Regions from separate parts of the Mus musculus genome. Here regions 1 and 2 are each linked to region 3. The links are chromatin loops, found by intact Hi-C in ENCODE. Cell type or tissue: left cerebral cortex. All regions are shown on one strand.

Region 1 (8,000 bases), 780 kb after region 3:
TGGGATAGGCCCCAGGGTGCAATGGGGTTGACTCTAGCTGAGAATTTTAGCAGTGGGGGATATGGATCTTGTAGTGGCCACTTTCTGTAGCTAGGTAGATTTCCCAGAGGGAGGATAAGAACAGCAACCCACCCACAAAACCTTCAAGTCAAAATATGTCCTGCCTTCAAGATATGCAGAGACAAAGATAGAGCAGAAACAGAGTGAATGGACAAATTACTGGCCAAAATTGAGACCTACCTCACAGGCAAGAACCAATCCTTGCCACTATTAATAATACTCTGTTATGCTTGCAAACAAAAGTCTAGCATAACTGTACTCTCAGAGACTCCATCCAGCAGCCAATGGAAACAGATACAGAGACCCACACCTACACATTAAATCAAGCTTAGGGAGTCTTGTGGGAGACTTGGGAGAAGGATTAGGGGACCTGGAGGGAATAGGAATGCCACAGAAAGACCAACAGAGTCAACTAACCTGAATCCTTAGGGGCTCCCAGAGACTGAATCACCAACCAAAGAGTAAACACGGGTTGGACGTAGGCCCCTTGTCTACATGTAGCATATATACAGCTTGGTCTTCATGCGGTTCTCCCAACAATGAAAGCAAGACTATTCCTGAATCTGCTGCCTGCCTTTGAATCCTGTTCCTCTATGTCTGGCCCCAGTGGGAGAGGATGCACCTAGCCCTGCAGTGACTTGATGTGCCAAAGGGAGGAGGGAGGCAAGGTGACTCCCTTTTTAAGAGAAGAAGGGGAGGGGAATGGAGGGAAGATCTGTGAGGGAGTACTGGGAGGAGAGGGGCTGATATTGGGAATCAAAGTAAATAAATAAATTAGTTAATAAAAATATTTGAAATTAAAAGTGAGAGTGCTTAGAAATGAGCCTTTACCTTCCCTTTCAGTTAGTTTTCGACAAGGATAGCCCACACAACTGAATCTTGGAAGAACGGTATGTTGGGCAAGCAATTCTGACAAGGAGATACCACATTCACAAAGAGGAAAGTGGTATCCCAACCATGCACTCCAACTGAATATGGATCAAATACCTGAACATAGGAGCTAAAACTGGGACTCTCGGGAGAAAACAAAAGGGTAAAGCTTCATAACCTTATATTTTCCAATGATTCTTTTAGATATGACTAGTAATAAATAACAATAACAAATGCATTACACTTTATCAAAAGCAAATCTTTGTGTTTCAAGAGAAAAATCTAGGAAGTAAAAGAATGGAAAGAAACATTTGTAAACCACATACCTAACAAAATGAGGAGAATCTAAAATGCTCCAACAACTCTTAAAACTCAGTTATTCAAAGAAGTTTGACTTAAAAATGGAATGAAAGAGATGGTCAGTAGGCTCAGTGGGTAAATGCGCTTGCCTCTAAGTCTGGCAATCTGAGTTTAATCCCCAAGTCCCATATGGTAGAAGAACTGACTCTGCAAGTTGATCTATCTGTATATCTTTCTATCTATCTCACACAGAGAGAAAGAGAGAGGGGGGAGCATACTATACAAAGCTAGGTCAATTGTTTTCTGTTGTTTGGATTTATATATGTATTCTTTTAAAAGATGAACACTTACCATGATGACATATGGTAGATTCTTTATGACCCATCAGTTGGTGTTTCTCAGTGTCTGTTGCTTATATGGGCTTTACAATGAAAGGGTTCTTTGTGATGCACAAGCAGTTCCTGCCACAGAAAGGTTCACAAGAGGATATAGAGCTCAATTTCTTGGCTCTCAGATGGGTTGGGAAAATGCAGGTTTCCTCCTTGTCCTTGGATGCTTCTTTTAGAACCCAGCCACTATACTGAAAGGCATAGTCACATAGATGACCAGTTGACAGTCTCAACTCGGCAAAGCTGCTGAGTCACACTTGTGAATGAAGATACCTCCAGATGATTCAGCCTTCAGCTGGCTGAGTCACCCAAGTCAGAGATCAGATACCAGAAAGAAGTCAAGTCCATGGCATTCTGTCTGAATTCTTGGAAGTTGGTTTGTATAACCAAATGATTGTTATTATCAAGGGGTATGTTGTCGTCAATGTAATTGTAACTGAGATGCTCTCCATTCTTCAAAGGCATACAGTCAGCCAGACAGCTGGGAAACATGTTTGTAGAAATCAAAGTCTGCAGAAAACAGAAAGAAAGGGGCAAATCCAGAAAGTAACATTTTCTGTAAGTAAAATACAGTCTCCTTAGAGGGTCAGCCCATAATTGTCATGGCAAGAAACATAGAAGCAAGCAGGAAGGCATGGAGCTTAGAGCTTACATCCTGATCTACATGCAGTAGGCAGAGGGAGAGAGACTAGACCTGGTATGGGCTTTTGAAACCTCAAATCCACCCACCTCCAGCAATGCACACTTCTTCAACAAGGCCACACCTACTACAACAAGACCACAATCCTAATTCTTCTCAAACAGTTCTATTCCCAGGTGACAAAGCTCTCAAATGGGGCCATTCTTAGTCAAACCACCACACCTCCAGGAACAAAATTCAAAAACATGGCCTAACACAGATGTCTAGAAGTAAGGAGAAGCAGAAAGCTTGTTACAGATTGTAAGACAAAGGCTTGAGATAATATGGCAGGTGAGTTCAGCCTTCATTGGGGAAGAAACTGAAGGATACTACAGAAGTAATGATTATTGTTCCATATTCAGTTAAGATCAAAAAGATAGGATGTTGTCTATGGAATATCAGTACTCTACAATGGAATCTACCAGATTATGATACCTCTGAGCTGTCTATCTGAGAGACTTTGTTAAGTCTATCCCCCTGCTCTAACACTGGGAGACAGTGAAACACGTGTACTACTGAAGGATTCCCAGCTCCCTGGTTTCAATTCCCACCAATAACTAACTGTGATACCCACTTCCTAACAGTGAATTAGTGAGCCTTATTTAGCATCTTCCAAACTTCATCCACAGTGATAAGAAAAAAATTTTTAATAGTGGCTGCTTTATGAAATGTTTTGTTAGGGCTGTATGAGTTGAGCAGGGTCTGGCACACATTGATTCCTAATATGCTCTATTGACCCAGTCAGTGAACCAAATATAACCATCTAGTTCTTGACAATACTTCCAATGTGTGCTTTCTTTTCGTTCTTTTTTGCTTGTCCTTGTGCAACTCACTCTTTGCTATCACTCTGGTATTCTCCATATATCAAACAGCTCATTGTTACCCATATTGAAAGCAATCGAACACCCCCATCATTGCCTGATAGTGCCATAAGGACCTTCCTAGTTTTGTGCCCCTGTTTCTCTGATTTTCTCTCTGTCCCCTGGGATGACCTCTGTCCCTCTGACCTTACTTCTGATAACTGCATGTCTCTGTCCTAATGTATTTATTTCCTTTCCCAGAAATGTCCTTGGCCTCACTTTCCTCCCTCTACCTCGGTCACTTCTGAGGGACTATGTTTGGAAAGCATACTGCAATCTTAATGAGAACCCACTGGCAGAAATTCTCAGAATTTTTTTTTCTGCCCGATTCTGAAGCAGAACGTGGAAAGGGGGCGATAGAGATAAGCTCAGACACATCAGGAAGACTGCTTCTAATGAGGAGTTCCTTTCTAGGAGCAGTTGAGCTAAATAAACAATCTGCTGCAGGGCCACACTGCCCACTATTTTGTACCTCCACCTCACATCATAGGGCTGTGAAGAAAATGGCTAGTTACTCCTAAAGAACTGCAGTATTATTCTAACCCTCCGGAAGGAAGAAAATAAGGAAGGGTGCAGGCAGCCATTGAGCAAAAGGAATCATGATATTCAAGAAACCTCTAACTGTATAATTATGATGCAAGTGCTTAGCTTGCCTGTGTTTATCTTGACTCCCACCCAAGGAAAGGCACACATAAAAGGACTGTGTACACATACACACACCAGAATGACATGATCACTTGACAAGTTAAATTGTTTTCTGAGTGTTCACTGTCTGCTTTCCTTCCCTCCTGTCATTAAAGCACAGCCCCCTCCCAACCCGAGATGTAGTATTTTGATGACGGTAGTAGTTAAGTGCTTAGCCTAGCAGCAGCATAGATAGCAGATACCCCAAAACTACTGGATGAACAAATAATAAATGATAGGATGGCAGGAAAAAAAAGCATTAAACTTGGGATCAGTAGAAGTTTTACTACTTAACATCACAATCTGAGGTCAAGCTACGAAAGTCCAAGAAACAATTTTGGGATAAAAATGATCTTAGAATAAATGAAGGAATCTCAATGGATGTAGCATGGTCCAGCTCCACACATTCCTGTGGAGAAGTCATCTTTTCCTCCCAGCAGTGTTGGGATCATCTTGCACTGGCTTATCTGGACTGCTTCTACACTTGCTCCATATCTTCATTGTTATCTTTGCTATTGATTGATAATTGACTTCCAGGAATATGCTTTGGAGGACAGAATTTAACGACTAAGATAGAGAAAGGACTCAGGATCATAGTAGAAAGGCAGAAATATACCAGAGTGTACCAAGATGGATCCTTAACAATAATTTTAAAATTCACAAAGGAAAAGGGAGAACGGACAGGAAAAAGGTAGATGTGGTTCTAATCTTCAAAAATCAGACTGTCATCCTGAAAGCAGCAAATATTTATATAACATGGACAATAATGTTGAGAACAACTGATAGCTCCAAGTATGTTAGATCTTCCTGGAAAAGGCCACAGGGACATAATTCATTCCATCAGGGGAGAGAAGGAAATGCTCTCATGTCAGTGAGTCACCTTTGTCTCACCAGGTATATATAATTTCACCAGGGCTCAAGCTAAGGTCTTAGCAATCATAGGATGGTCTTTCTGAATGGATGTCCTCTTGGAAAGGAAACAGTGCCACCCAGTGTTCTGAATCTTACACGTGTTCACCCCATCACATTTTCACAAATTAAAGAAGGTAAGGACTTATTTTTCTTTCTACTGAGGCAGTGGTTCTCAACCTGTGGGTCTCAATCCATCTGGGGGTCAAACAACTTTTTGACAGGGTCACCTAAAACAATTAGAAGAGCACAGACATTTATTATTCATAACAGTCACAAAATTACAGTGATGAAGCACCAACAAAAATACTTTTATGGCCGGGGTCACCACAACATAAGGAACTGTTTTGAAGGGTCCCAACATTAGGAGGGTAAAAACTACTGTACTAAGGCATATTGCCTATGAAGTACAACCTCTTGACTCATGGCCAAGTAGAATTGAGGAAGTCATTCATTTTATGCTTTGGGAAAATTGGAAATGAAAATCAAGATGAAGTCAATTACACATGGTACAGTAGCCCTGCAGAAACAGCAAGAAAAAGCACCTGACACATAAAACACTTCTCAAAGAGCCTAATTTTGAAGGCTGTCTTTTAAATAAACAAGGGCAAATAGAAGGTATGCACTGAAATCCTAACTATACTAAAGTATAGTTAAAGGGAGTCTGGGGGAAGCTACATAATAGGCCCCACAGTGAAAATGAATATCAAGGTCTGTAGAACCAGAAGGTGGTAAGATTAATTTGACATGTATAATAGGGGAAAATAAGATGCTAGTCAGAATCCTGATTCTGGCTATACTGTTTTCTCAATGTTGGTCTTAAAACAAATTACCGTAAATCTCTCTGTTAGTAATTTCTTACTGCTGTAACAAAATACAAAACATAGCATAACATTTTTAAAAAAATGTGTTTTGAGCCATAGTTTCAGGTCATGGATATTGGTGTCATTGTTTGGGCTATGATGGGCTGGAACATCATGCTATAAGTGTATGGTAGTGCAAATGTGTTCATCTCATGGCTGTCAGGAAACAAAGATAGATAAGAGGAGACCAGAGATGAGAAAACCCCTTCCAGGGCATATCCCATGACCCACTTCCTCCAGTCAGGCTCTGCCTTCTAATAACCTATTCAACTGTAAACTCACCAGTGAATTGATGAAGTTAATGCCCTCATGATTAATCATGTCTTACTAGTGTCAACATATGAAAGCCAAGCTTCCAATGAATGAGCCTTTGGAAGAGTCATTTCATATGTAGCCTGTTTCCTCTACTCAAGTAGAAACGTTGATAATGAGTGAACCACACTGCAAGAAAGATTAAGTTGTATGCCAGAAAGAATCGAACATAATATCTAGATCTTATAAACTCTTCAGGATATGTAGGTCTCTCTATGGAATAACCTTGAGGAATGGGTCACAAGAAGCATGGAGTTTGGAACTAAATTCTAAACAATAAGAGCTTCCCTTTGCTTTGCTGAAGAATTCTCACCCTTTATTAGGCAGGGTAGTGCAGGAGGAAGAGGTAGTAAATGAGGAAGAGAGTGCTTGTCCCTCTAGCCTGAAAGATCAAATGATGCATTCTACAGTAACAATGAATAGTCAAAGGCTGTAACAAGGAGGCCACCCAAACACACACACACACACACACACACACACACACACACAAACAAGCAGAGAGTCGTCCCAACTAACAAACCCCTTGCCATAGGGCTGCAGTTAAAGCCTAGAGTGTCCAAATTGGGGTGGTTTCTTTGCAGACTCAAGAGCTGTGGCTGAAAACAGCAGGTCTGGAAGATACGTGTTAAGTCAGCCCGCAAATTTATTCTTGTAATTCATGAGTGTGATCTGCCATTTTCTGCCTGTAATGGAGTCAGAAGACTTTGTTGCTAGAGAACATTAGGTTTATTATATTCTGATTCTCAGAAATGCTTTCTCCCTGGCTGCAGAGCAGCATATATTTAAATATTTCTCAGCAACAACACTGGAGTTTGCACATTCTTTCAGTCTCGGATCCACTGTCACAGCACCACCTAAGGAGAGAGAAAGCAAATATTACTATGAAAAAGCATCATTCCTCCACACTGCAAAGTGGAAGAAAATACTATGGTCTGCATGCCTCTCCTGCAGCACCATCTCCTGGCCATCAGCAAGCACTTCCCCATGCCTATGCGTTTCCTCAGAATAGGTGTTCTTACCCTAAACAAGCCATTCAAGGAAAATAGAGCTAAGTGCCTTATTAGACACAGGAGTGTCTAAAAGAAGTGGAGGGGGCACACATACAATCTAAATGTCGGGTTTTTTTTTTTTAATTCTATTATGAAGGCAAAGAAAGACATCAGAGCACAGGAGTAAATTTGTGAAATGTCACAGTTAAAAAGATTTCAAAATGTGAAAATAACCACAGAACAACTACTGTAAGCCCAGAACTGCAAGGTGCTGGTGGTACTGCTCTGCCATGGAGGGCACTAGTTGTGCCTTCAAACAGTTAACTTCAAGACAGAGCACTCAAGATTCAGGACAGATGATGGCTAACTGTGGAGTCAAGTTACAAGCTGGGTACTTAAAGACTTAGATGTTGCACTTTCTTAAGGTCTGACGTGAGAGGGTCCAGACCAACAGACAGGGTGCTACCAACAGACAGGACTGTGCAAAGAAATCAGACTGAAGTACTCAGAAGGACATCCTCCATTCCATTAGTCAGATTTTTATCTCTGACAAATACCCTAAAGAAACAATTCAAAAGGGGGGGGGGTTCCTTTTGTTCACCCTTTACAGTCAGTCCATGGCCCGCTGTTTGGGTCTAAAATGGCATTATGGTGATGGAAGTATAGTAGAGCAGAAAGGGTTAACTCGGTGTAGGTGGAAAGTAAAGGAGAGACAAAGAAGCCAGGGACAAGATTTTTGCCCTTCTAAATCACTCCTCAAGGAGTCTGCCCCACATCTAGATTTCACATCCCTCCAAACAAGGGATTGAACTACTAATCTATCAAGTGATTAAAGCACAGATGAAACAGGAGACTTCAAAATCTCATCACTCTCCAAAGACTGCGTCTCTGGACACTGGTGGAATGGAACCAAGCTTCAGCTCATATGCCTTTTAGACATCTCCTACACAAGTCATAATATACATAATGTCCTGAGAACAGTCAGAAGAGTGTGAGATGAGCTTTTAAACAGGCAGAAAAAGGAGGAAGGCTTCGGTTGTAGGGGTTAGTGGATATATTCAGGATATATTGAATGTGAGGCTCAT
Region 2 (8,000 bases), 210 kb before region 3:
CTTCAGTGTTGTCATTTTGGTTTTAAATGAGCAAAAGATAAAATAGAACTAAATGGGAGTACTTGTGTACAATAAAACTTTATTTACAAACATGGGTAGTGGGGCAGATGTGGCCTGGAACTACTTGTTTTCTAACTCCTGCTATTGAGGGTCACACTTGTACACCAACATGTGGGTTTCATCTCACATAGCTATGCTTAGAGCATTTTCCTTTGGTTAAGTCCAGTGATGACTTAGTGAGGATTCCATCTTCCCTAGTCACTTTGACTCAAACTCATCTAACCTCTGTTGAATATTTATAAGGGTACAGGCTTTATATGGGGAACATGAACGTTATCTCAGATAATTCACCCATTAGCCCTGAAAGGCAGATGTTAGTATCCCCATTAACACAGTCCAACGTTTTACAGAGCCACCAGCACCCTCCTCGCCCACCACCACTACCGCCACCACCACCACTACCACCACCACTACCACCACCACCACTACCACCACCACCACCACCACCACCACCAGACCACCCCAGTTCTTTCCCCGCTGCCACCACCACCACCACCACCACTGCCACCACTGCCGCTACCATCACTAGCACCCACCATGGAACAGTTTTCAAGGGTTAAAATAAAAACAAGAGTAAGAAAATGGACTAGTATTGGGAGTTTTGGGGGGCACCCACAGCTAAATCACAGTCAAGGTATTTTGTGGCACAGATTTTGTTTGAGATTCAGACTGAAGCAACTTATCCATCAAACCTCTTTTTTTTTGGTCAAGGGTGAATGTACATCCTGGAACCAGGATAGCCCAGTGTAGAGCCCCCTGTCATGGGAAATATTTTAAAAGAACCTGCCAACTCTCCATGCTCCTGTTTCTCTCAAACCTGCCAATCCCTTGCAGGGCTGGGCTGCACGCCTGCACTCCTGCTGCTGGTAACTCTCTCCAGCTAGCCCCTGCAGCATCTGGCTGAGCTGCTAGTTCACTCTCTGCCATCAGCGCTCCCACATTCCAGTAACCAAGTAAAGCAAAACTCTTGAACCTTATAATTAATCAGTCAGATTTATGTATCAATAAATTCTCAATTTACAAGAAGCCAATACAATAATTTCAGTACCAATTGATAATGATAAAAGCTTTATCCAAATTATTCTAACCTTATGATAACTACCTTATCATAACTACCTGTGACTGGTCAAAGCCATTTTGATTCACATCTGCCTCCATTCTTCTTCCCTCTTCTTTCTCCTGATATGCTGTCTTTGCAACTTTTAGTGCTGCCTCTCCTTTCCCTGTCCAATCACAGGCCTCCTGCTGCCCTAATGTAATTGGACAGGGACAATCCTGCAACAGCTCCCTCCCATTGTTCTTCAAGCCTTCCTCAGCATGTGACAAGAATCAGCCCAATGCACATTTGTGGCCAAGTCCAAGGACCTTCCTTACCTGTTTCTCTGGGGACAGTCCTGAGACAGCCATGTATGTACTACCAATGGTCTTAATCTTCTCAATGTCCTGAAACCGGTCCTCCCCGAGCAGCTGCAATGGATCCGGGTCATGAAGTTAGACCTTGTGTTTATACGGCTACTGTGTTGGGCTCTGAAAGTGTGTTCTGCCCCCATGCACTATGGAGAAAGATCTAACTAAAACGGTTGAGCATCCTTAATTTGTGTAGAATGTTTCAGGTAGATAGAAGAAAGTTCTGGACACCATTGCACACTGTGGTGACTAAATTAAATAATGAAGTATTGTATACCTGAATGTCCACAAGAGGCTACACTTTAAGTGGTTTTTCCACAATGTGGTGTGATGAATATTTTGATTGACTTAACTAGTCTATATTTTAGACACTTATCAAGGCATCAATTTATTCAGATAAAAATTGACTGTGAAAATTAAATAACCTATCACATGTTTATAAAACATCCCAAGAGTTCTGATGCTTAGATTTACCTCATCAAAGTCAGCAATGATCTCATTCAGCAAGCGCAGACATTCTACTCCCTGGTTGTTCATTTCTGTCTGAGAGTAGAAGTCTGCGAACCCAGGGATGGAGGCGAACATCACTCCAACAGCATCGTAGGATTGAGAATACAGCTCCTGGGACAGAGAGGAGGCAGACATGATAATCAGAGTTTTGCATGATGCTACCTGTGCATAAGGACCCGGCAGACATGTGCACAGGAATCCAGTGGCAGGACAGAAAATGAGATGTCAGGTACGGTACATCAGCAATGTATGACTTAGTACTCCCCCGCCCCCACTGGCTGCTATAGAAAATACATCAGGGTGGGTTGATGAAAACTGTAAATGTATTTCTCATGTTCTAGATGCTTGAAAGTATCCAACACTTACTTTCTAGTTGTGTCCACACATGCCAGAAGAAGCAAAGCAGCTCTCTTGGAACTCTTTAATAAGCACACTAATCCAATTGTTATGGTTTGAACACACAATAAAATCTTCCAACAGCTTCATTGTTAAAGACATGGTCTCTGACTGGTGGATCTAGTCACTGAGAGGTACACTGGATCACAGGGGCTCATGAGTTAACTCTTCATGGAGTGATAAGGTGGTATTATTGGGAGATAATAGGAGGTGGAAACTAGTTAGAGGAATAAGTTTCTAGACTACGTCCAGAAAAATAAATACACCTTAGAAAATTTGGAGGGACACAGATAGTCCATTCCTTGCACCGTGAACACAGAATCATTAGGTGGTTTAGAATAATAAAAAGTATGCGATCTTTAACCTCAGCTAAGCCAGCACTTGTGAACGGTATGCCTTTGTCCTTGGCCAATTCTTCTGTTCTCCTCAAAGACTGGTGCAGTTTCACCATTCTCCTTCACTTAACCCACCACAGTGCCCTTCTGCATAGAAGATCTTTCTCCTGCTGTACCAAGTAAACTTTGGGTGGGAGGTAGCTCTCCCTGTTTTTAGTCCTTATGTGCGTACATCTTCATGTGTAATCATCTTCAACTCCATTTGTGTTTTACCTCTTACTGAAAAGTAGGATCTTGGCCCTTATAATTTCTTCAACAACGTTACCCCTGTCTTAGTTAGGGTTCCTATTGTTGTAATAGAATCACCATGACCAAACACACACACACACACACACACACACACACACACACACACACACCAAAAACAAAAACAAACTAAAAAAAAAAACAAGTTGGGGAGGAAAGGGTTATTCAATTTATACTTCCATGTTGCTGTTCATCACCAAAGGAAGTCAGGACAAGAACGTAAACAGGGCATGATGGTGGAGGCAGATGAGGAAGCTATGGAGTAGTGCTGCTTAATGGCTTGCTTCCCTTGGCTTGCTCAACCTGCTTTCTTATAGAACCCAGCACTACCAGCACCACCCACTATGGGCTGGGCTTTCCCTCACTGATAACTAACTGAGAAAATGCCCTACGGATGGATCGCGTGGAGATTATTTTCTCAATGGAGGCTCCTTCCTTTCTGATGACTGTAGCTTGTGTCAGGTTGACACACAGAACCGGTTAGTATCACTCCCTTTCCTGCCAACGCTCTCCTTTCTTAGGTCTTACTCACTTCCTCTTCATGCTGCTTCCTGCTCTTTGTCTTTTCTAAAAAAGAACAGGATACCCTGATCCAGTAGGCACACGTGTCTATCAACCTGGCCTTCATTCTGGCTTCCATCCTTCTTATGCTGTATTTCTCCTCTGTCTGTTTCTATTCACATCTCAAGCTGGGATGAAACAAGTGGAGAGAAAGTCCTCTAAATTGGGAAAAATCAATGTACACTTGGCAGTTCCCATCTCACTGGGCAATCACATAGCTCAGCAGGTTGGCCACTTGGGACCTTGAATCTCTTGACTTTCTGTGAAGTATCTTGTTTTCTCACGTTTGCACTCTTTAAGGATTTGCTTTAGAAAGCCTGCCTATTTTCAGCATTTTGTCTGTGACTCAGTGAATGCATCACTTTGGACATCCTTGCTGGACATATCTCATTCATGTTCAACCTCTCCACCACCCATACAGTTTCCAAGTCCATATTTCCAGAATAGTTCTGGGACTTGGCTTAACCTGGATTTTTCTGACACTCTTCAAACTATGATTCCACAGGCCTGGAGTGTTTTCTCTTTATCATGAAGCACTCATCTGTTCCTTCATCCACTAAATTGTTAGAAACACTAGAGTTGCGAAATCTACAAAGGGAGTGTTGGTTATCATTGACTCTTTCCTGCTCCTTAATGTTGACCCTATTTTAGTGTTGCTGCTATTTTTAAAAGCAATGCTCTTTCCAGTGTCTTGACTTACCACTAAGAAAGCTTCCTACTCATAGGCCTCCAGCCTTGTTCTACTCAAAGGTGTTCACCACATGCTGCCTACAGTGAGCGATCTTTTTAAAGACATCTATATGATATTGGATATCACACATTCCTCCAGTCTTAAAGCTCTCTATGGCTCACAGTTGCCTTCAAGATAAAATTCTAACACTACATTACAGTACATCTTCATGGTCTTACTACCACCCACCCCTTTAATCTAAGTGTCTACAAGTCTCCGACTCTTTAGGCTCCTAAAACACTCAAGCATTTCTATGTTTTGTTTTTGTATTGATGTTGAACTCAGAGCCTTGAAGGTTTGTGTTCTTCCACTGAGTTATACTGCTGGTCTGTTTTTCTGCTTCTGTGTCCCATTGTAGCTGCTATTACAGGTGTCCCTGCAATTTTCTCTCTACCCAACTGTCATGGTTCCTGTGAGTTTTTTCTTTGGCCTCAAGAGGGCACTCTGTCAATGTGACCAGCAGCTTTGAAGAGGCATGGGATTAATGTCCCCAAATCAGGGGTATCTGTAAACCACTGATGGGAAGTGATGTCTTGTATCCTCTTCCTTCACTCTTATAGCCATTCAAAAATGGTTCGATTAGGCTCCCATTGCCCATTTAGGTAGCAGGTCTACCCAACAACGCGTCAAACACCAGTGCATTCTTTCTCTTCCTTCCATTCTGTATTTCCTAGAATCTCCTTCAGGGAAGTTGCTGCCTCTGAAGTTCTAGTTTCCAAGGTTTGCTCCTGGAGGAAGCCGAATAGTCTCTATGTTACCACATAAGTACATTTCTTTCTCCTACCTGTCCATTGCTGGGAACTGACCCTTCAGCCTTGAGGTTAGCTCCTTAACCAGGCAAATTTGTGTTTCCTCTTTTCACTACCCATGTGGAGAGGAGTTTTGCACAAACTTTCTAGGGTCTCGAATGGGAGCAGGAGGTTGAGCTCTCAAATCGCCACATGAAGTTCTGTAACACATCCCTTGCTCCAGCATCATTGCTCTAACATCCAACTCTTTCTTTAAACATGAATCCTATGATGTCAGATATATGTCATTCTTCTTGGTGTGTTTAGTGCAGTCCCGCATTATGATGTCCTTTACATAACAATCTATTATAAGTAAACACCCACAAATAGTTATTATGTCAATTAATGACTTCTTGGTCTTTTTAGAAAACATTAAAATCTACAGAGTTCTTTCACATGAACCTGTGAGTTGTCACAATCCAGTGGAATTTTCTATCCTTACTTCACAGATAAAATGAGGCAGAGGAGTTATGCTATTGCCTTGGGTCACACAGCTAATAGTTCAAGAGTTAGGGCTGGAAGGTTCTAGGGCTTCTTTATTCCACTTCTCCTTGTGTACTTCCACTATCATGCCCTAGGTTTGAGAAACACTCTGTTGCTGATTCACGATCAATCTTGAGTTTGAAGTGTGAGTCAACTTAGTTTCATCCAAAGGGGCATAGGCAGGTGACAACTGGCTGGGCCGAGTTGTAGAGTAGAGAAAAGCAACAGAAAATGAATTCCTAACATGGGACCATACTCCCTTTAGCCTGGGATGGGTATGCACACATGGAGGAAGCTGATTCTGCTTCACAAATTAGAGAATGTGTGTTAGTAAGCTCACAGAATCAATCCTCCACATGACTTTGGTTTTTGGGTAAAAGTCTATTACACAATTGCCTATATTATTACTTCCTGAAGGCTGCTATCACAGAGTGACTTAAGGAACATGAATGCATTTTTTTTTCATAATACTGGGGCAGGAAATCTGAGACCAAGGCTCAGACATTCATAGGTTCTCCTGCTCAGAGAGTACATGCCTATCTCCCACTCATCTTTCTGTATTCTTCACTTTGAGTTATAATCCTTAGGTTTTACAAGGATGCCAGTGGGACTGTATCAAGACCACCTTGATGGCCTAATTTTGACATGTCTACCTCTCCTATGATGGCTACAGTTTGATGTCACTGGGCTTGGAATCTCACACATGGATTTTGAGGAAGCACAATTCATCCCAGGAACCTCTTTTTCTATTAACAAGTAGAGAAGAGAAAAATATTATCCTCTGAAATTGACTCCATAATTACACATCCAACTTCTTTTTTTTTTTTTTTTTGAGACAGGGTTTCTCTTTATAGCCCTGACAGTCCTGTAACTCACTCTGTAGACCAGGCTGGCCTCGAACTCAGAAATCTATCTGCCTCTGCCTCCCAAGTGCTGGGATTAAAGGCATATGTCACCACTGCCTTTAATCCCACCACTGGCCCAACTTCGTTTTTATTCTCTATAGTATAAATGCCCCCACTGTGTGAAATGGCTCCCCTGGGCTTCTTAAACTGTGTTTGTCCATTTGAGTTCTACTGACACCTAATCCCTCCCAACCTTTCTTTTCATTTAGAAGTCTTGCCAGCATTCAGTATGCTCAGTTTTTTTATTTTATTTTGCATGCTTTTGTGAATATGCGGTATGCATCGATGTTTGCCTGTATGTGAATTTGTATTCGTGTACACGTTTGCATGCTGTGGACACATATATGTGTGTATGTGTGTACAGGTATGAGGCTGATATTTGGAATTTCAATATTTTTCATTGAGACTGGTCCTTTCAACTAATCTGAGAGATCAACTCTGTGCCTAGTCTAACTAGCCAGGTTGCTTCAGGGACCCCTTCTCTAAGCCTTCCAAGTTCTGGAGTTAGCATCATTCTTCATTGGGATTTGTATGGGTGTTCAGTGTCCACATCCTGGTCCTCACTCTTATACTGCAGATATTTTACACCTCTCTAGCCATCCTCTGATTTCCTAAAATGTAAAATAATGATAACACTAGCTATTTTTACTGAGCAATGATATGCCAGGCACGTTGCAGAATACTGCATGCATCATCTTACTTAATGCTCACAACAACTATGTGAGTTGGATATAATTAAGGCCTTTATTTTATCTAAGGGAGGATGAGAGAGGTTGTGGTTAAGTACTTTGCTTAAAACTCACAGTTGTTAAAGGGTAGAACAGGAATTTATAACTGGATAGTTTGACTCCTGAGTCCAAGCTACTACTAATAGTGGCAGTCACAAAGCTATGTTCATTCAGGAATGATGACAATACCAGTCATGATAAACAGGAACGGATATTGCAACTGGAAACTTCGTTTGATCAACACTTGAATGGAAAGTTGGTTTAACATTAGAGGGAATCTATACCAGACAACCGAACTTGAACTCAGTTCAGCTCTTGACTGTTGGATCTATTGGAAGGGAGACAAGCATGAAAAGGTAGCTGAGAGCCATTTCTTCTCTTGGCCAGATGCTACCTGGTGGAGAGAGTATCCATGAAGACAAGCGCATAAGCACAGGCTCTCAGGTGATGACAGCTGAGATACATAGGAGACCAAAATTGAATCCATTGTTTTTCCTCAGGAATTGGGAGAATGGTTCTGTTGACCCACTTACTGACTGTCACAGAACATAAAGACTGGTGAGTATTCATCTTCATGAGGGGCAGGAAGGGTAAGTCATACTATTGAGGTTGCCACATTGGAGGAGAAAACTTCATCTTGGACACAAACAAGTCCTTGAGGTGATAACTACCAGTGACTCACGTCTTAGTTGCTGTGTCCTTCTCACTATATCCTCCACAATTAGATGAGAGGGAAGATTTTATAGGGAATTTCCCCCAGCAGGTCAGGGCAATGAATGTGGACAGAGAGA
Region 3 (8,000 bases):
CTGCACTCATCCTGAGGAAGAAGCTATTTATATAAACCATTATCTGTCTGACTGAGGTGAAAACCTATGTGTCACAGATGTTCCCCAACTTCCAATGCTGCTGCTAGACTTTAGACTCTTACTTCAGTTCTGGAAAAAACAACAACAAAAAAGAACCAGACATGTGCTTCAGAACCAATATGTCAGATGAATTGACATATTGCCCAATTGTCTATTTTGGGCCTACTGGTTGTGCCCCTTTGTTGGTGAGAGAAAGGGGTTGAGATGAATATTGCAACTGTCATCTGTGTTCTGGAAACAAATACCTGCAGGATCAACTCAAATGGACCAATTTGGGATGTGAATAAATCCTAAGAAATATTTAGACAGCAGTGAAATGTCACAGATGATTTTACTAGTATCCTCTGATTGTGTATGAGTGTGTGTATGTGTTTAATCTTTTCCTCTTATGCTTGGTTTCACTTATTTTTGGTGAGCTCTTAAATGCCATCAATCATTAGAGTGTAAATATGACTAATGCATTCGTCCCACTTAGCAGGACATTGCAGCTGCTGCTCCAAAATTCGAGTCAGCCCCCCTCACCCCCTCCCCTAGTTCTAATCTAATTGTGCTCTGGCTCATTGATGGCAGTCAGGTGACATACTCAGATATGAAGGGAAACAAATTCATAATTTAATCTTGAACAACACATATTACACAATCAGTTTACAACTCTCTCTAAATATACAGACACCAAATCTATTTGCAACTCTTAGACAAAGATGCCCACAGGCCAGGGCCAATGGGATTTAATTGATCATTTTGGCATCATTACAAATCCTTTACAAAACCAAACCACTGTCCACCATAGCAGACAAACAAGATGATAGTTTAAACAAAAATATGAAAGGTGTAACAAGAATGAACAGCAGACATGAAGAAAGAGAAAATAAAGGCCATGAAGGGAAGACTTGTATTTTCACAAGCAGGAGGATAATAGCCCCATTCTGCAGCATTCAGGGGCGCCTCTGAGGAAAGCTAACACTCAAATATGCCTTTGGAAGGCATTTTTCAGACATGCTGGTTGCAATTATTATTTTAAATTCCATATGAATACCCCTAAAGAATGTACAGAAACAGGGGTAGTCAGGGGTTAGAAACTGCATACTGTAACTAGAGAGGTGAGTTAAGTCAGAGTGAGAGTTCAATCATGCCATTTAAATGGGTAGCTCTGTGTTATAAATTGAATGTTTACCAAGTTAGGGGTGGTTTAAATCACGTGTCATTTATTGTACATTAAATAGTCATAGAATCTCTTAATTTGATTTGAGTTACATACAAAGAGCCCTAGTCTTAGACAAAGATGTATAAATGCACTTGTGTTTAAATTGTATAAACGAGGAGAGAGAGAGAGAGAGAGGGGGGGGGAGGGAGAGAGAGAGAGAGAGAGAGAGAGAGAGAGAGAGAGAGAGAGAGAGAGAGAGAGGCTATAACTCTATTATCTCTTCTTTGTTTTTACTCTGAGGTCAATGCCTCACTTAAGTGCATATTTAAACCACAGTTTCTCTCCTAAAATCCCACTGCTCCCATCACACCTCTCTATCTTACCTCCTACAACTGCATGCTGTCCTACACAATTACTGATAGGAGAGCAGTCTAACTGGGTCTCATTATTTGTCAAATTCAAGAATCATTACTTAATCAGCATTTGTCTGGTTGTAGTCTCTGCGGTTTGATGAGATCTGTCTAAGACAGGAAAGAGCTATCTAACTGACAGCATGACCTTGAACAAGGATTAATCTGGATTTGCATACCTGTACGCATCTGCTCACAGGGTTATCTTGCAGAAATCACTTTCTCTCTACACTTATCTCCTTATCTGCTTCGACAAGGGGCACAGACGTCTAATTAGTCACTGGCTGTAACATTTTAGATCCCCCGAGAGAGAAGAAGCACAGTGCAGTCATCTTTCTGGTTAAGTATTACTGCTCTCAGTTTTCCAACAACGCAATGATTTCTACCATCCTGTGTCTAATGAGCTGAAGAATGAGAACAAGATGATTTTCAAATGTTAGGTAGCCCCTCTTACTGTCCCAAGAAATTAAATCAAATTAAATTAGAATAAAACGCTAATCATAGCTATGGTGCTTAGAATATATCTGGGACCTTATTATTATATTTCATTTATATGTATAATGTTATCTTATAATACATTTTTTGATTAATAAATCTAACTGGTGGATAAACAATTGGCTTAAAATGGAGAAATATCAACTTCCTAGAGAGTATGCGGAAGACTCTCAGTGTCATTGATATGCATACCATATGTGAGGCTGACACAGTTTAATTTTAATTCAGTGGCTGAAGGGCAGACGCCAGGCTACCTGCAACTGAACTCTTATAGGGTGTTAAGTTAGAAAAAACAAATGTTACAATTGGGCTTTGCAACTTAAGAAGTTTTCTCATTATTTCCAGTGTTACTGGACCCACAAAATATGTGGGCAATTTGGGTGGTTTGTTATATTTTCCATGAACTATACTTTCTCTCTCTCTCTCTCTCTCTCTCTCTCTCTCTCTCTCTCTCTCTCTCTCTCTCGTGTGTGTGTGTGTGTGTGAGTGCACATGTGCGTGTTTTGTTGTATTGTGTGTTGGAATTTGGAGGGCAGCGATTTAGTTTGCTGCCTGAGTAGAAAGAATACAAACCATTTCTATGCTGAGAAGAAAATTCTCTTTAGTGAGCCTTTTAAGATTAAGATTCATATCCACAGTGGGAATCAACTTGTGATGCATATTCACAAGGGGCTTTGTCTGCTCCTACGGTGGGGTCTGCAGAGATTTGAAGCACAGTGGTTGCCCTTTCAAGGCACAGATGTGATTTCTTAGGGGTGGAGACAGTAGCAGCAGAAACTCATGGCTTGGATTAAGAAGGCAATTACTGGCTCGCTTATTACTTTTGAAGATGACATTTTCAGTGAAGTGAGCCAGCTGACAGGGTGTAGCTGACACTGGATTCTCATTTTAATCCCATGAGTCTTGAAAATACTAAGTTAAACCTGAGCCATCCTCTTAAAGGGAATTAAGATTAATGCAAAGACCTGATATTCAAAGGGCTTATGGCCTTCAGTTGATGAGTTGGTACCCAGCTGAGCAGAATGATTTTAAAGAATCTATGCCATTTCTGGCATTTTCTCTCTCAATTCCCTTCTGCATTTTTCATTAAATGCTCATTGATGTAGTGTATGGCCTTGTACTCTCTTGACTAGCAAAAGGAGTCCCTTTTACTCTTAGTCTGCAGAAAGGATGCCCTTAGAGGTTGCTGAGGAATAGTTAGCACTGGAGTTCAAATTCTAATTCTGTACTTATCACCTGTTAGCTCCCTGGCTTCAGAAAGCCCCCTGTGTTTCTGAAAATCTGATCTTTCTTCTTCGAAATTAAAATGAAGGGCAATATTGCCTATATATCATCAGGTATAGCAACACCAACAAAGGATCTAAGCTCTATGTAAAATATTGTACAAATGGCATGCTGTGTATTTTGGTTTCTCCAAACAGTGTTTAGAAGTAAAAGCCTGTCTTATATACAAACAACTTAATTGTGTATTCATGCTTGTATGGATGTGCATGGGTGGAGGATTCTTTAATCAACAAAGAGTTTGGGAAGTTGAATATCTTGTAATCATGTGATGAGCAGTCTTGTTTGTATAGTGATTCCCTTAGGTGCCTACTCTGTGTCTGGTATTTGTTTAAGTGCTATGGATGAAATCGTCAACACGAGGGCAATCTCTTGCCCTTTTAGTGTGTGTGTGTTCTTGTTAGCATCGAGACTTCAGGTAAACACAAAAGAGACACAACAAAATGATAAGATAGTTTCAGACAGTGTGATTGCTGCAGAGAAACCCAAACAAGGCATGCACCAGGAAGAGTGGCTTGTGAGAATCTGGACAAATAGAACATGCCAGATCAAATGAAGAATAGGGGGAGGGGGCGGGGGATTGACCCAGAATGCAGATGTAAAGACAAAGAGGTATGAAAGTTCATGAGATATTAGGAAGATGGAAAGATGGGTGGAGAATTTAGGATCTGAAGAAGAGCAGAAGAGGGAGAGTTCGAGGAGGACAAGCAGCCCCTGGGGGAGAGAGTAGGTTGTGGTGAGTGAGCACTTAGGAATTCACTATAGTGGCCCTCAGAGGTTCTTACCAAGTTTTACATGTGATTTGTGCACTGAACATGGGAAATAAACCAGTACTTCTTAAAATTAAAGCAGGGAAAAACAAAATAAAACATATTCCCCCCGCCCCTCCCCGCCCCCGAAACCAATAAACCAAACCAACCAACAGACCAAACCTAAAATAACACAAACCTAGGGGTTTAGAAAAGAGAGAAACCCTCCACTTTCCTGCAGGCTCTAAGAAACTTGCACCCCTAGGGGGCGCCAAAGGAAAATGTTTAAAGGAACTTGCAGCCCCAAGCTGAAGAATCCTATGGCCCAGGTAGCTTCACTGTGGCAGAAAGGGTACTTGGCCTATGAAATCCTATTAAACCAATAACCTGTCCCAAACAGAAAGGCGAAAAGGCTTAGTTTACATGTCGTGGGTCTTGGTTTTCACAGTGGGGAACTGTTTATCATAGGATGGGAGTGGGAAGACATTGGGGGTTATTTTTAATCTTTTCCCATCTGGTAGTATTTGAGTAGAGTATCAAACAAATATGGAGCCAGAATTTGCTTGCTGGATTCACTTGGCAAGAAAAACATATCTATACTTAGAACTTTGAAGACATTCATAATTTGACACTTAGGGTGTGTTTTTCTAAATACTACCCCAGCATATTTTATGTGGTCTTTCAGTAATGTGTACCAAGTAAGGCTACTGTTGAAAGGCAGTAGGTTGTAAATGAGTCTTTCTGTATACATCAGATATCTGTGGTTGATTGTGAGAACAACTCAGACCGAGTTAGGTCTTCAAAAAGGAGGAGAGAAGCAGGAGACAAATGAGGAGGATACAAGAGGGAGGGGCAAAAGAAGAAAGCAATGATTTGCTGACATTGAAACATAGTAAAGAAAAGGAAGAAAAGAACAGGGGTGCTTGGGAGAAAGTAGATTTACATGCTAGGGGTTCAGACATCTGTGTCCACAGAATTTGAAGTGCACAGCTTATACACTGTATAATATTATACAATCCCAGGCAAAGGCCTTAAGGCCTTCTTCAAGGGACACTCTACTATGCGTCAAATATTAAAAGCTTGGGATATTTTCCAGAGAATAGTCACCATTGCCTATGGTGCAGAAAAGTTCACCCACCCAGCTCTCAGCAGGGCTCTTATCTCCCTGTTTCCTGCCCAATGATCCCAGCTACATGCTTTAGATACTCTTAGCTTTTCCTGGAGGAGACACTTTGAAGAGCACAGTCAACCAACTAACCAGATAAGCAGCCGCAGCAAATAGACACAGCCAACATGAAAGGAAAAAGACCCCCAATCCAATTAAACCCCAGAAGGCAATGATGGGAAAAGCTTTCTATTGGGGCTAGTGATCTGCAGATCATCAGTCATTTGCAGTGGGATTGCCCACTATACATGACTAGAAGAGTTTTAACATCAATCCAATACAACAAGAGTAAGCAGAGATGTTGAGAGCAGGACAGATGCATACAAAACGGCCCCTAGCCAAGCACCTCACAGTTGCTTTCTTCCAAAATTGAGTCTGTTGATGTTTCCCTCTGTAAACGAGAAGCCCCCACACCCACTCTCCCTGCTAAGTACCAGATATTTGTTAAACAAAGTGTCAGGCCATTAATTATCAATTGGTTTTAGTGAATTTAAACAACAGATTCTTTGTCTACCTTCCCAGCCAGAGACAACGTGAACTTTGTTCACATAAGCACATTCATATTTAATGAGGGAGAGGAAAAGGGAGAAAGGAGAGTGACAGAGTTGGAGACTTCATCTAAGTATTTCATTAAAGACATCTACATTGAAGCGTCTCTTTTAATTAATAAAAACTTATATTCTTTGCCAAGAGTCTGCCATCCTGAAATTCCTGAGACCTATTTATTTATGTATTTATTTATTCAGAGATCAGGGGCTGGGCACTGTAATCAGAGACAAAACCACGGTAGATCCCCAAGGGCACTAACATTACCCAAATAAAATCCCTGTCATAGGATTGAGAACGATGGGGAGGACCTATTGGAGGGCACCCAGCACTGCAATTCCATGTTTAGCAAAGATGAAATCCATTCAGAAACAAGCCAAGCAGAAAGCCAAGTGAAGAAACCCTTACAGCAATCTGCTGTGAGTTAGCAAAGCGCCACAGCTCAAATCTAGGCAGTTCTCCTCTTCTGTGTGTCCTGTAGACTTTGGGTGTCAGTGGAAAGGCTTATGTTAGAGGACAATTACCAGCCAGAGTAGAAGAGTAAAGTTAGCCGTTTTGTTTCAGTTATTATGAGCCTTGACTCCCCCCCCCAGCCCCCCCGAGACGCACAAAGCCTAAGTAAGCTAAGGAAGCAAACTTACAAGAATGCCCCCTCCCCAGCTCTCTAGAAGTTATTTCTAAACAACCCATGGGAGTGGAGCTGAAAAGCAAGTGCAAGCAGGAGTTACCTGGTTGATGGAAAAGACCGCTAGCCTGGGTATGAGTACTTGAAGGGTGACTTGCAGCAAAGATGTGCCCAGGCCGGCCAAGATGGCCCAGGTGAGAGGCAGGGGAAGCATGCTGTAGGTGGCGAAGAGTGTAAAAAGCACGTAGCCTATGCCGTCGCCCAGAAGCCCATAGCCCAGGCCTGCTGCCAGAATCTGGGTGGTCATAGCCACCCAAGTGACCACGCCGCTGTATTGCAGGTAAGTGTGGGAGGTGTTGTCCTTCCTGACCACCACGAGGGCGCAGATCACCACCTCGATGCCAGTGAAAAAGCCTAGCAGGATGCCCTTGAGAGGGTCCATTGGAGCCGAGGCCAGGCTCAAGTGCAGGACTAAAAGGGTGAGTTTGGTTAGTACATCCAACACGTTCATCACTACCTCCGATTTGCGCCTCTGGCCCAGGAAATAGCGTTGGTAGAGGCGCTCCAGATCCCGAGACTTGAAGGAGTTGCGTAGGGTTGGAAAAATGACCCCTCGGTAGCTGTATCCTCCATTGAGGAAGAAATCCGAGTTACTTGGGGCACAGTCAAGGTGTAGGAAGCCCAAGTCGCCCCCGCCCCCGCTGCCACTGGCACTGCCGCTCCCGCTGCGTTCCGGAAAGACTTTGGTGCCACCGGTGTTGTGCGCTCGCTCTCCGGGGCCCAGAGAATAGAGAGGCAGCACCGAGTCGCTAGACAGCTGCGGCGCGTGGTGATTGGGTCCACTGCCCGCAGGGTTCGAGGCTTTGCGGGAGACCCCGCCGCCGCCGCCGCCTCGGTGCCCGTGGATGAAGCGCTGCTCCGTGATGTGCCGCACCGCCGTCTGCCACAGCAGCCGCTGCGGCCGAGAGCCGCTCCCGTCGTCGCCGGCCGGGGGCGTCGGTTGGATGGTGTAGAGTTCCTCGCTGCCACTAAGGCAGTGCACATCCGAGAGCTCCATGGCTTGGGTCCGCGGGGAGGGAGGCACAGACACTGGTTGTGTCAGTTGGTGATAGGGGTTCCTAAAGACCCAAAGGCCGCTTGGCAGCGATCCCTTCTTTCCTAAGCTGTTCGACTGCAGGAGCCCTGAGCAGGGCCCCCACAGGTCAAGTCATAGTGAGCCCAGGAGCAAGGTGTTCCTGGTAGAATGCAGCGGACCCCTGTGTACTGGCAAGCCACCTTCCCGCCAATCAGCTCAGCTTGGATACGCAGTGAAAGTGGTGGCTGTTTGTCCGCGAAATCCTCAGCGCTCTGAGCCACGCTGTCCCTTTCTGCGCTCCAGCCCCCTGGCTGTCTCTAAGCTCAGCGTCTTGGCGCAGTCTTCCTTCTCCAAGAGGCGCCTGGGCGCCGCGCTTCTGCTGCGCGTCGGGCGGGTCCTGGCTGCGGCACTGGACTCTGGACGCCCACGTCTCGGCGGCTGCAGAAAGGC

What was found. A loop is a pair of places that touch in the nucleus more often than their neighbours do. Peaks named below come from ENCODE experiments on the same cell type or tissue, not always from the same donor. Only the 100,000 strongest peaks of a DNase experiment are listed, where the experiment ranks them.
Region 1: it touches region 3 in a loop (9-fold over the local background); 11 of 42 quality-filtered maps call a loop at or near these places.
Region 2: a loop joins it to region 3, with 2.6 times the contacts of the local background. A loop is called at or near these places in 5 of 42 quality-filtered maps.

What each region holds. Positions count from the first base shown.
Region 1 is chr15:65,696,904-65,704,903 of GRCm38, forward strand. No RefSeq gene overlaps it. Among named protein-coding and RNA genes, the nearest start is that of Gm23907, 6.4 kb to the left of the region's middle. In left cerebral cortex, CTCF peaks have their summits at 3,502, 4,844 (motif pointing left) and 6,883 (motif pointing left); DNase peaks (open chromatin) are centred at 1,858, 3,585, 4,816 and 6,841.
Region 2 is chr15:64,702,717-64,710,716 of GRCm38, forward strand. Adcy8 (adenylate cyclase 8) reads right to left here. Exons shown (of 18, transcript NM_009623.2): 15 at 1,942-2,088; 16 at 1,435-1,527. Among named protein-coding and RNA genes, the nearest start is that of Gm30691, 76 kb to the left of the region's middle. In left cerebral cortex, a CTCF peak has its summit at 4,741 (motif pointing right); DNase peaks (open chromatin) are centred at 3,531 and 4,743.
Region 3 is chr15:64,913,574-64,921,573 of GRCm38, forward strand. Adcy8 (adenylate cyclase 8) reads right to left here. Exons shown (of 18, transcript NM_009623.2): 1 at 6,579-8,000. The coding sequence starts at 7,532. Among named protein-coding and RNA genes, the nearest start is that of Adcy8, 4.7 kb to the right of the region's middle. In left cerebral cortex, CTCF peaks have their summits at 4,410 (motif pointing right) and 7,480; DNase peaks (open chromatin) are centred at 4,425, 5,244, 6,296, 6,726 and 2 more places; H3K4me3 peaks cover 4,315 bases; H3K27ac peaks cover 2,283 bases.